Regions from separate parts of the Homo sapiens genome. Here region 1 is linked to region 2. A link is a loop called in an ENCODE intact Hi-C map of the cell type or tissue named here. Cell type or tissue: ascending aorta. All regions are shown on one strand. Links, peaks and the distances in the headings refer to the core of each region. The heading gives the core; the rest is flanking DNA.

Evidence for each region. A loop is a pair of places that touch in the nucleus more often than their neighbours do. Peaks named below come from ENCODE experiments on the same cell type or tissue, not always from the same donor. Only the 100,000 strongest peaks of a DNase experiment are listed, where the experiment ranks them.
Region 1: it touches region 2 in a loop (5-fold over the local background); 3 of 110 quality-filtered maps call a loop at or near these places.

The regions. Positions count from the first base shown.
Region 1 is chr11:86,089,427-86,094,809 of GRCh38, forward strand. It overlaps LOC124902829 (small nucleolar RNA U13), which reads left to right and starts at 4,766; the gene lies at 4,766-4,869. In ascending aorta, for the core only: no CTCF peak of the experiment used is centred there; a DNase peak (open chromatin) is centred at 2,345; H3K27ac peaks cover 1,684 bases.
Region 2 is chr11:86,172,239-86,177,621 of GRCh38, forward strand. No RefSeq gene overlaps it. Among named protein-coding and RNA genes, the nearest start is that of LINC02695, 19 kb to the right of the region's middle. RefSeq lists cis regulatory regions at 2,240-2,737, 3,933-4,642. In ascending aorta, for the core only: no CTCF peak of the experiment used is centred there; DNase peaks (open chromatin) are centred at 2,013, 2,163 and 4,508; H3K27ac peaks cover 2,250 bases.

The DNA.
Region 1 (5,383 bases), core at 256-5,255, 83 kb before region 2:
TCATCCTGGGGCAATTTTTAAGATGTAGACTTTTTAACAGTGGAATAAAGTATTTCCAACTACCTTTTAAATAAGGTTCTATAGATTGTTTAATTCAAATCTTTTGTTTAAACATATCACTTTAAAGCAAATATATTTTATTCCAGTTGGCAAACTAAAGAAAGTTTCGAGTACTGAATTCTAAACCTCCAGAAGTAGGATTAAAAATTTAGATGCTTGAGGATTCCAGGAAACAGCAACATTTCTGCAGGCTACAGTAGAATAAAGGCTGGAGGGACACATCTGCCAAACTTTATATTATAATTAAATCACTTTGTACTGTCATAGCTTTAGTTTAGAAGAGAATGTTTGTGGGGATTTTTAATCAGATAAAAATAGGGCTGCTGTTTTCTCTATACCAATTAACATAGTTGACATTTAGCCAGATCTACCCTGGACACAGTAGGGGATGTACAGTTTGTCCTGGTTCTGTGGGAAATGGAAAATGCAGTACTTGGCACAAGAAAAATATGTGAACCCAAAAAAATGTTGTCAAATATAGCAAGTCAAATTAAGTAAATTGATTTACTGAAGGGCAGTCTATGCTTTCGAGAGAAAAAAGCAGGAAGAAAGAGTTTCTGGACTACTAAAAAGCTGAAGAGACCTTGAGTTTAACTGTTAACATTATATGTTAATAAATGAGCATATTTAGTTACAGCCATTTTTCTAGCACTTAAATATGCAATTCTTACGATGAGTTTAAGAACGGAACTGGTAGTGGCTCATACCCAGCATATAAAGACATGTTAAGGTTGGGCGCTGTGGTTCATGCCTGTAATCCCAGTGCTTTGGGAAGCCAAGGCAGGTAGATCACTTGAGGTCAGGAGTTCAAGACCAGCCTGGCCAACAGGGTGAAACCCTGTCTCTACTAACAATACAAAAATTAGCTGGGCGTCGTGGTACACACCTGTAATCCCAGCTACTCAGGAGGCTGAGGCAAGAGAATCGCTTGAACCTGGGAGGAGGAGGTTGTAGTGAGCCGAGGTCGTGCCACAGCACTCCAGCCTGGGCGACAGAGCAAGACTCCATCTCAAAAAAAAAAAAAAAAAAAAAGACATCTTAAAAATTTTTAGCACAGAAAGACTACTTACATGCCATCTAACCCAATTCCTTCACTTATAGATGAGGAAAATTGATCCCAGGGATGTTAAACTGCTTTCATCAAGTCACACTGATATGTTGCCCTCTCAGAACTTCTGCCACACATCCTTTGGCTCATGCACCAAAAACTTTAGGAGAATATCAACGATATAGTAACATTTCAAATAACTACAATGCTTGAAGAATAGTTTATTCTCATTCATTTGAAATTCTGATTAACTAATGTTTTGAAAGAAAAGTAGTTTTATATTTATAACTTCTTAAAAATTTATCCCAGGTGTCTTAGCTCATAGTAGCACCTTTACAAGTAATAGGTTGAAAACATGAAATTGCTGATATTAGCTACTTTTTTTAACCACAAAAATAGCAAATTTTAACCAAGTGCAGTGGCTCATGCCTGTAATCCCAGCACTTTGGGAGGCTAAGGCAGGCAGATCACTTGAGGTCAGGAGTTCGAGACCAGCCTGGCCAACATGACAAAACCCTGTCTCTACTAAAAAATACAAAAATTAGCCAAGCATGGTGGTGGGTGCCTGTAATCCCAGCTACTGAGGAGGCTGAGGCAGGAAAATCGCTTGAACCCAGGAGGTAGAGGTTGCAGAGAGCCAAGATCACACCACTGCACTCTAGCCTGGATGACAAAGTGAGACTCTGAAAAAAAAATCAAGAAAGAAAGAGAGAAAGAGAAAAAGAAGAGAGAGAGAGAAAAAGAAAGAAAGAAGAGAAGAGAAGAGAAAAGGAAAGGGAAAGAAAGGAAAGAAAATAAATTTTGGGACTTGTACTAGTCAGCATCCAAAATGGATCTCAGTGATCTTTACCTCTTGGTATTCAAGTCCTTGTATAGCCCCTGCCCATGATGAAGAGAAAAAGAAAGAGAGAGAAAGAAAAGAAAGAAAATAAATTTGGGGACTTGTATTAGTCAGCATCCAAAATGAATCTCAGTGATCTTTACCTCTTGGTATTCAAGTCCTTGTATAGCCCCTGCCCATAATGAATAGGAATGACCTGTGCAACCAATAGAATATTGAGGAGTTGAGGATGTTTGACTTCTGAGGCTGAGGTCATAAACAATATTGCAGCTTCCACTTTGCTCTTTCCTGGCTTATTCACTCTGGCAGGAATCAGCCACCAAGTTATGAGAACACTCAAACAGTCCAAGGGAAAGGTCCACGTGGCAAAGAACTCAGACCTCCCGCCAATAGCCTGCACTAACTTGCCAGCCTGTGAATGAGCCATCTTGGAAGCAGATCTTTCCACACCACAGTAAAACCTCCAGAAGTCCTGACCAACATCTTGATTGCAACCTCATGAGGCACCCTGAGCCAGAACCACCAGCTAATCTCTTCTTAAATTCCTGGCCTATGGAAACTATGTGAGATACTGTTTTTTGTTTATTTTTTTTTAGAGACAGAGTCTCCCTATGTCACCCAGGCTGGGAGTGCAGTGGCTTTTCAAAGGTGCACAATCAGTACACTACAGCCTGGAATTCCTGGGCTCAAGACATACTCCTGCCTCAGCCTCCCAAGTAGCGGGGACTACAGGCACATGTCACAGTGCCCACTGAGATGCTATTGTTTTAAGCCACTAAGTCTTGGGATAATAGGTAACAAATATGGAGCTTTTACAAATATGTATCTGGGCCAGGCGCAGGGGCTCATGCCTGTAATCGCAGCACTTCGGGAAGCCAAGGCAGAAGGATCTCATAAGCCTAGGAGTTCGAGACCAGCCCAAGCAACATAGCAAGACCCTATCTCTACAAAAATTAAATTGAAATAATTTGCTGGGTGTGGTGGTGTGTGCCTGTAGTCCTTGCTACTAGGAAGGCTGAGGGGGAGAAGAACACTTGAGAGCGGGCATTTGAAGTTACAATAAGCCATGATTGTGCCACTGCACTCCAGCCTGGGAGTGAGACCCTGTCTTTAAAACAAACTATATATATATATATACACACACACACACATACACGCACACATGTATACACGTGTGTGTGTGTGTGTGTGTATATATATATATATATATATATATATGACTAGAGGCTGGGCATAGTGGCTCATGCCTGTAATCCCAGTACTTTGGGAGACTGAGGTGGGAGGATTATTAGAGCCCAGAAGTTTGAGAACAGCCTGGGCAACATAGTGAGACCCCATCTCTATGAAAAAAAGAAAGAGGCCAGGAGCAGTGGCTCACGCCAGCACTTTGGGAGGCCGAGGCGGGCAGATCATGAGGTCAGGAGACTGAGACCATCCTGGCTAACACGGTGAAACCCCGTCTCTACTAAAAAAAAATACAAAAAATTAGCTGGGCATGGTGGCGAGTGCCTGTAGTCCCAGCTACTCAGGAGGCTGAGGCAGGAGAATGGTGTGAACCTGGGAGGCAGAGCTTGCAGTGAGCCAAGATTGCGCCACTGCACTCCAGCCTGGGCGACTTAGCGAGACTCCATGTCAAAAATCAAAATAAAAAAATAAAAAATAAAGTATAAGACTAGATAGTATTAGGAAATTTTACAGCATTACTAAGGAATGGAATTTTGTTTGTTTTAAAATATGGTTTATAGTTCATGTGGTTTCCTTGGACCAATAAGACCCTTCCTAAATCCATTCCAGAGATTATTATTTTGGGTCTCATTCCCTCCTTAGAGAGCCCTCTAAGAATCTCTCCCTGCAAGGTGACTCAAGTTCACACCAATGTTTCTCTGCTTTGATCCTTAGTAAAACTTGTTGGACTTCACAGTTCATTCTTTTAGCATCTAATCTCTAATTGTTTCAAGTATGCATTGCTTATCTCTTCAATTAGATCAATTCGATTGTAAAATTCCTGCAGCCAGGACCACATCTTTTACTTGCTTTAGACCTTCAACATTGTTGTCTGCTGGGGGCACATTACATGAGTATCATTACTCATTTATTGATTGACCAAATTAATAGAATCGCTTCTCAACATAGTTTTCCTCCTTGAAGATCATTTTATCCTAGAAACCATTCTTTATTTCAGAATGTGGCATAGATTTTCGACATGGACTTTTTTCCCCCAAGAAAATCATACAGTACTTTAAAACACCCAAGTCTATCATATAATCCTCTTTGAGTTATTCATATTTCCTAAATGTGCTGAATTTTTTGCTATCACTTTGTGACTTTCTCCAATTGTGAAGCTACTAATTTAATTATATTATTTTATAATTGCTAAAATACAGGTTAGGCCAAAAAGAGCTTGCTGTGGTAACTACATGGACTCTGTCTGAAAGGCCCACCCCTAACATTTGTAATAGTGGGACCAAATGATACATAGAAGCCTATATATCATATGTCTAAATATTTCAAAGTCAGGTATCAAACTATCAAACTTTTAGAAAAAAAAAAGAAGTATGTTCTATTCTTCTGTCTTGATAAGTTTTCTTCCTAGTTATTTCTTCTCTGAATTTCAGTTTTATATTTTCTATTTCTATCTTGACCTTAACTTGTACTCATTCTCAGAGTCTTAAAAGATTTAAAAAAAAACCAAAGTGACTGTATTCAAAGTGTTCAAATATGTCGTCCATCAAAAAATGTAAATTAAAAACTGGAAAATTCCCATTATTTAATGTTAGAAAGGAATTTTTCTAAAGTATTCAAAAGAATCTCTCCTGATCCTTTTGTAGTTCATGAGTGTAATGATTGAGTGTTCATGCACATGTGTGAGATATGCCACCCTTGAACCTTGTTACACCGTTGTCACATTGCCCGTTTGACATGAAAAAAAGAAACAAAAGAAAAATAATCTTTCCTAAAATTTCTAAAGAGAAAAGCAAATTAGAATCATTAAATATCAACTTCTTTTTCAGATTCATCATCTGCTCTGAAAATGTCAAAATTTTAAATCAAAAGAATTAAACAAAAAATGTTTTAAAAATTATTTGCATCATTTAAATATTTTAATAAAAATAAAACCATTTTTAATGGTCACATTCAATGGCCACTCAGTGGCCAATGTGAAGAAATGGTATCACACTTCACGCATGTTATGTATAACCTTCATATACACACATTTGAATAATATAAATTGTTTTATCTTAGAAAATGTTCCTCAGCCACCATATTTAATTATTGCAAATAAAATACTAGTTCACAAGTAGTCAGGAAACACAAATTAAAACATGAAGAAGGCCAGGCACAGTGGCTCATGCCTGTAATCCCGGCACTTTGGGAGGGCTAGGTGGGCAGATCACTTGAGGTCAGGAGTCTGAAACACTAGCCTGGCCAACATG
Region 2 (5,383 bases), core at 277-5,276:
TCTTTAGATCTCCATCAATCATCTCTTGCCAGGACTACTCTAAAAGCCCCCTAAGTCCTTGGGCATCTAATTTGACACCTTCCAATCCTCTCCTCTGCTGCTAGCATGCTCTCTTTAAAGCTGATCATGTTAATCCTCTTCTCTGAAATCTTTGACGGACTGTTGCCTACAAAATAAAAACCACACGCCTAAGCATATCCTCTTATACCCTTAACAATTTGGCCATTACTTACCTTCTAGGACTCAATAAATATTTGATGAAAAAGTGAATGCTCTCCTGCTAGAAATCCTGTTAACAACATTCCCCACACTTCTTATTTAAGAGTCAAGTTTAGTGAGTGTCCCCAATGCATTGAATTTTAACAATCACTATTTTATCATAGGATAATAGAAACAGTTGGAACATAGAGTTGAGTCCTGCATTTGAATGCATTTATGGCTTTTTCTCTTTATATAAATCTGGGCAAGTTAATTCCTGCTTGTGGGCCTCAGTTTCTCCATTTGTGTAAAAGAGGGTAAACAAAAGATCTCTAAGGCCCTGCAACCCATGTCTGTACTAGTCCCTGACACTAGCATCTCTTTGAAAGAAGGAACCAGGAAGGTTAGTCCCTAGCCTGCCAGAGATGTGTGCCCACAGCTAATTCCTATACTCAGTAGCTTGAAGGCATCCTTACTTTATCACCTTTAACCCTTCAGCACTGTGTCTTGTAATCTCCTAACTGGGCCCTCACTGAGTCACAGTACTGGGGTTTTAATCTTCTATATAACAGCATCTGAAGCTGAGACAATGGAGCTCTCAGAGCCTTTAGCTATGATCTTATCTTCTGATCAAGATTTTCTTGGCTTGTGATTGCTCAGCCATGATGGGGTGGAGAAAAGCCCCTACGCTAGGAAGTGCTAGTGCTGACTCAGCATGCTGCAGGTCTGGAATTGGAGCAGAAACTTGTGTGGACCAGCAGGGACCTTGCAGGCTTAAGGAAGAAAGAGAGGAAAGGGCCAGGCAAACCTAAGAGAAACAATCCTGAAGGCAGAGATTTCAAGACATGCAAAACAGCAGGGTTTCTGTAAAGGAGAACTTCTTTACTGAGAACCTCCCGTATAGTAGACACTTTAACCTGGGCTACAAATCTGCAAGGCAGGTATTATTATTATCCCATTTCACACATGGGGAATCAAAAGTTCAGAGATTAGTCAGGTGCGGTGGCTCATGCCTATAATCCCAACACTTTGGGAGGCCAAGGTGGGTGGATCACCTGAGGTCAGGAGTTTAAGACCCGTCTGGCCAACATGGTGAAACCCTGTCTCTAATAAGAATACAAAAATTAGCTGGGCATGGTGGCACGCGCCTGTAGTCCCAGCTATTCGGGAGGCTGAGGCAGGAGAATTGCTTGAACCAGGGAGGCGAAGGATGCAGTGAGCCATGATCGTGCCACTGCACTCCAGCCTGGGTGACAGAGCAAGACTCTGTCTCTCTCTCTCTCTAGCAAGACTCTGTCTCTGTCTCTCTCTCTCTCTCTCACACACACACACACACACACACACACACACACACTCTTCAGAGATTAACTTTTCCAGAACCACATGACTAGTAAGTAGCTGTGGGGTTCAAATGTAGGTCTCCAAAGGTCTGTGCCCTTTCTTTCACACACACTGAGAGGCATCTGAGAGGGACTTAGGAAGTCTTGAGAGTAAAACTAGATGGTCAGTGAATGCCCATTGGATGGCAATTTCAAGCAAATGGACAAAATAGTAATGGGATAATATTGAATCCTAAATCACCAGCAGTAACTGTGAGAAAGGTAGAATTACAAACTCCCTGCTAAATAGCTTTAGGTCATAAATGAATGTTATCCTTTGGAGGGCACAAAATGAAGTGGTTAATTCCTTGAACACCAATGTGACTAATAAGCAAGCCATGGCATCCGTCATCTCGTCCGCACAGCTGTCTGGGTAGGCTAATCTCTGGCTCAAGGCCCTGGCTCCTGTCTGCCCAGTGGCATGCTGCACTCTGATCTCCTGGCTCCACAGTGAGCTTGACATTTCTGCTGAGTCTGACTCACTTGCTCCCAGCCTCAATTGTTCTGTGCCAATGCAGACTTCTTTTACAGTTGGCCTACTTAGAAACACAGGATGTTAGTGTTGGAAGGGAGATCCTTTAGAAGTCACCTAGTACAATCCCCACACATTACAAATGAGAAAACAGGCCCCAGATGAGGCTTGGTGATGACGTGCCTAAATTCCGGTCAGTTTAGTTATAAGGCATGATAAGACCTCAGCCACATGGCCCATAGGGAGGAAGCTGGGAATGAGCAGGACTGGAGCTGGCAATGCTGCATCAGCTGTAGGACTCCTAGGGCTGGGGTGGAGCACAGGGAGTGGATCCAGCTCCTTGGAAGAATGAGTTGGGTTAGGGAAGCAAAGCGTCAGGAACCCAGCCAGGCAGTGTGGAGTTCAGGGTAGCACTTTTGAAATGTGTGGCTGGGGAGAAGAATGAGGCTGAAGGTCAGTTGTGAAGACTGGACCAACATGCCCAGGAGGGTGAGGGGGTGTGAAGAAAAGTCACAACTTGAGGCTATCAGGGTGTGCAGAGTTCACCAGAGATGTGATAAGGTCCAGAGCAGTGGCAGCACACCCCACCCCCATGCTGAGTTGTGGCTGGTGCACTTCTGCCCTCTTTTTTTTTTTTTTGAAATGGAGTCTAGCTCTGTCGCCCAGACTGGAGAGCAGTGGCATGATCTTGGCTCACCACAACCTCTGCCTCCTTGGTTCAAGCGATTCTCCTGCCTCAGCCTCCCAGGTAGTTAGGACTATAGACGTATGCCACCACACCCGGCTAATTTTTGTATTTTCGATACGGACAGGGTTTCACCATGTTGGCCAGGCTGGTCTCGAACTCCTGACCTCAAGTGATTTGCCTGCCTTGGCCTCCCAAAGTGCTGGGATTACAAGCGTGTGTCACTGCACCCAGCCACTTCTTGCCCTCTTTAGGAAGGTTCCAGCCTGAAGCTGGAGGGAGCTGGTGATTTCATATCATAGCCAAAGAGCTGGGGAAGACAGCACTAAAGAACACCATCTATTCTGCCTCCCAAATGTCTCTAAGGTGTCCTTTACCTCCATTTCTACTGTCACCACCCTGAGCCCTGGTTGTCACCCACCTGAATTATTGCAACAGCAGTTTAGTTAACCACTTATCCTCTGCCTGTACTATTTCTAAAGCACTCTTCTCATTGCCACCCAAGCAGTGTTTCTATGACGTGAAGATGTCACTTGCTTTCTATAAATGTTGGATGGCTTGCACTGCCTAGCAGGCTTTCTCTCCTGGGCTTCCATGTGAGAACCAAGCCCTCCAGAAAATTATCTGAGTGACTATTTCAGGTCTTTCCAGGATGGTACATAGTTAATACCATTCTAGGTGTACAGGGGAGAGAAATTTATTTGTATGATAGATGTCTTAAGTCATCAGGGCTTAATTTTTCTGGTGGAATCCTGATTGGGAAGGGCTGGATAGAACAAAGCCCAGATATATGAACCTGGCACATTAGATCCTACATGACTTCAGCCCAGTGTTCCTTCTAGCCTTATCTCCTATTCTCCCCACTGTGCATTCTGTGCTCCGGTCACACCGAACTCTTGCCATTCCTTCATCTAGCTATTCTGTTCATCTGTTAATGTTCCTCCTTCAACCTGGTCTCCTTCTTGGACTTTAAAATCTTAGACATCCATCATTCAAGACCAAGCTCAGATGTCACCTCCTCTCTGCAGTGGTGCTTTCTACAGCCTTCAAAGGCACATCAAATTGTTCCTTCCCCAATGTGCCAATAATATTTTTGTATGTGTGTACCACTTCATTATTCATAATTGGAGGTTTACAAATCTGTGTGACTTAAAAATTTTGAGTTTCTGCACAGCAGGGAACATCTCCTCCACCCCCTGACCTGAATAGATGTTTGTTTAACTGAATGGCCTGAAGCCCACTAGATAATCAATGATAATGCTAATTCTGGAACACATGACTTAACTCTTATTCCATCATTATTTGGGTTTCTATATATGACTACAACTAGATCGAACATGAAGTATGTCACTGTCAGATATGCAGCTGTGCATGGTGATAGTGTGGGCTGGGAGAAGACTTTCTGAATAATTACTGACACAATGAGGGAGTGAGACCTGGCAGATCTAAGTGGGAATGGGGAATGGAGCCAGAAAGATGTTAGATAAGGTATAGGGGTAGACTTCATCAAGAGGTATGCAGAGGACCAATTTTATAATTTCTACAGGAAATAAGAAAAGGAAAAAAGAAGAAATAATTAGTGGTGGGGTTAAGTGAAGGAAATATGTCAAGAACTAATGTCTGAAATGACTCATCAAATCTGAAATCTGATAAAGGGAACTTACATTTGCGTAGTGTAGAATATCGTCACATAGATGATCTCATTTAATTCTCAGAACAACCCTGAGGTGGAGGGTGGGGTGCGTGGAGGGCAGGTAGGGAGTGTTGCACTGTTGTTACAGTCCTCTCTTTACAGAGGAGATGACCAAAGCTCAGAGAGCAGAAATTACATGCCAAACATCCAGTGTCCCTAAGTGATGCAACTGGAACCAGAGACAAGTCAGCCTGTCTCCTGGTCCAAAGCCACATTCACCTTTTTTTTCAGAATGGGGAGGCAGCTCCTCTGATCTAAAAGCTGAAAGTCTTCATAAAATCAAATAGAATGGCTAGGCACAGTGGCTCATGCCTGTAATCCCAGCACTTTGGGAGGCCAAGGCAGGTGGATCACCTGAGGTCAGGAGTTCAAGACCAGCCTGGCAAACAATGGCCAACATGGTGAAACCCCATCTCTACTAAAAATACAAAAATTAGCCAGGCATGGTGGGAGGCACCTGTAATCCCAGCTACTTAGAAGGCTGAGGCAGGAGAATCGCTTGAACCCGGGAAGCAGAGGTTGCAGTGAGCCAAGATCGTGCCACTGCACTGCAGCCTGGGTGGCAGAGGGAGATGCCGTCTCAAAGAAACAAACAAACAAAAACAAAACAAAAAAAAATTAAATAGACTGACATGTAGAGGTTTTTCTGAGCACTGACTCAGAGAGATTCTCCATAAATTCAATTTTTTCTAGGCTGCTTTAAAATGAGGATAGAACACCATTTAGTCAGCTGACTTTCAGGGAGTCAGCTGATACAGAGTAATTCTCCACTTGAGCTGGGAGAAGTCTGACTTGGCTAGAGAATCTGGGGCAGGAAAGAAGAGCAGAGAGCAGTTTATTTTTTACCTCCCTGTGGCTCTAGGGGGTACACAGGACAACCAAAGATGATGCTGCACTTTTTGGTCAACTCTAGACAGAGAGAGAGAAAGTCTCAGGGTGATGGAGTGAAAGAGTTA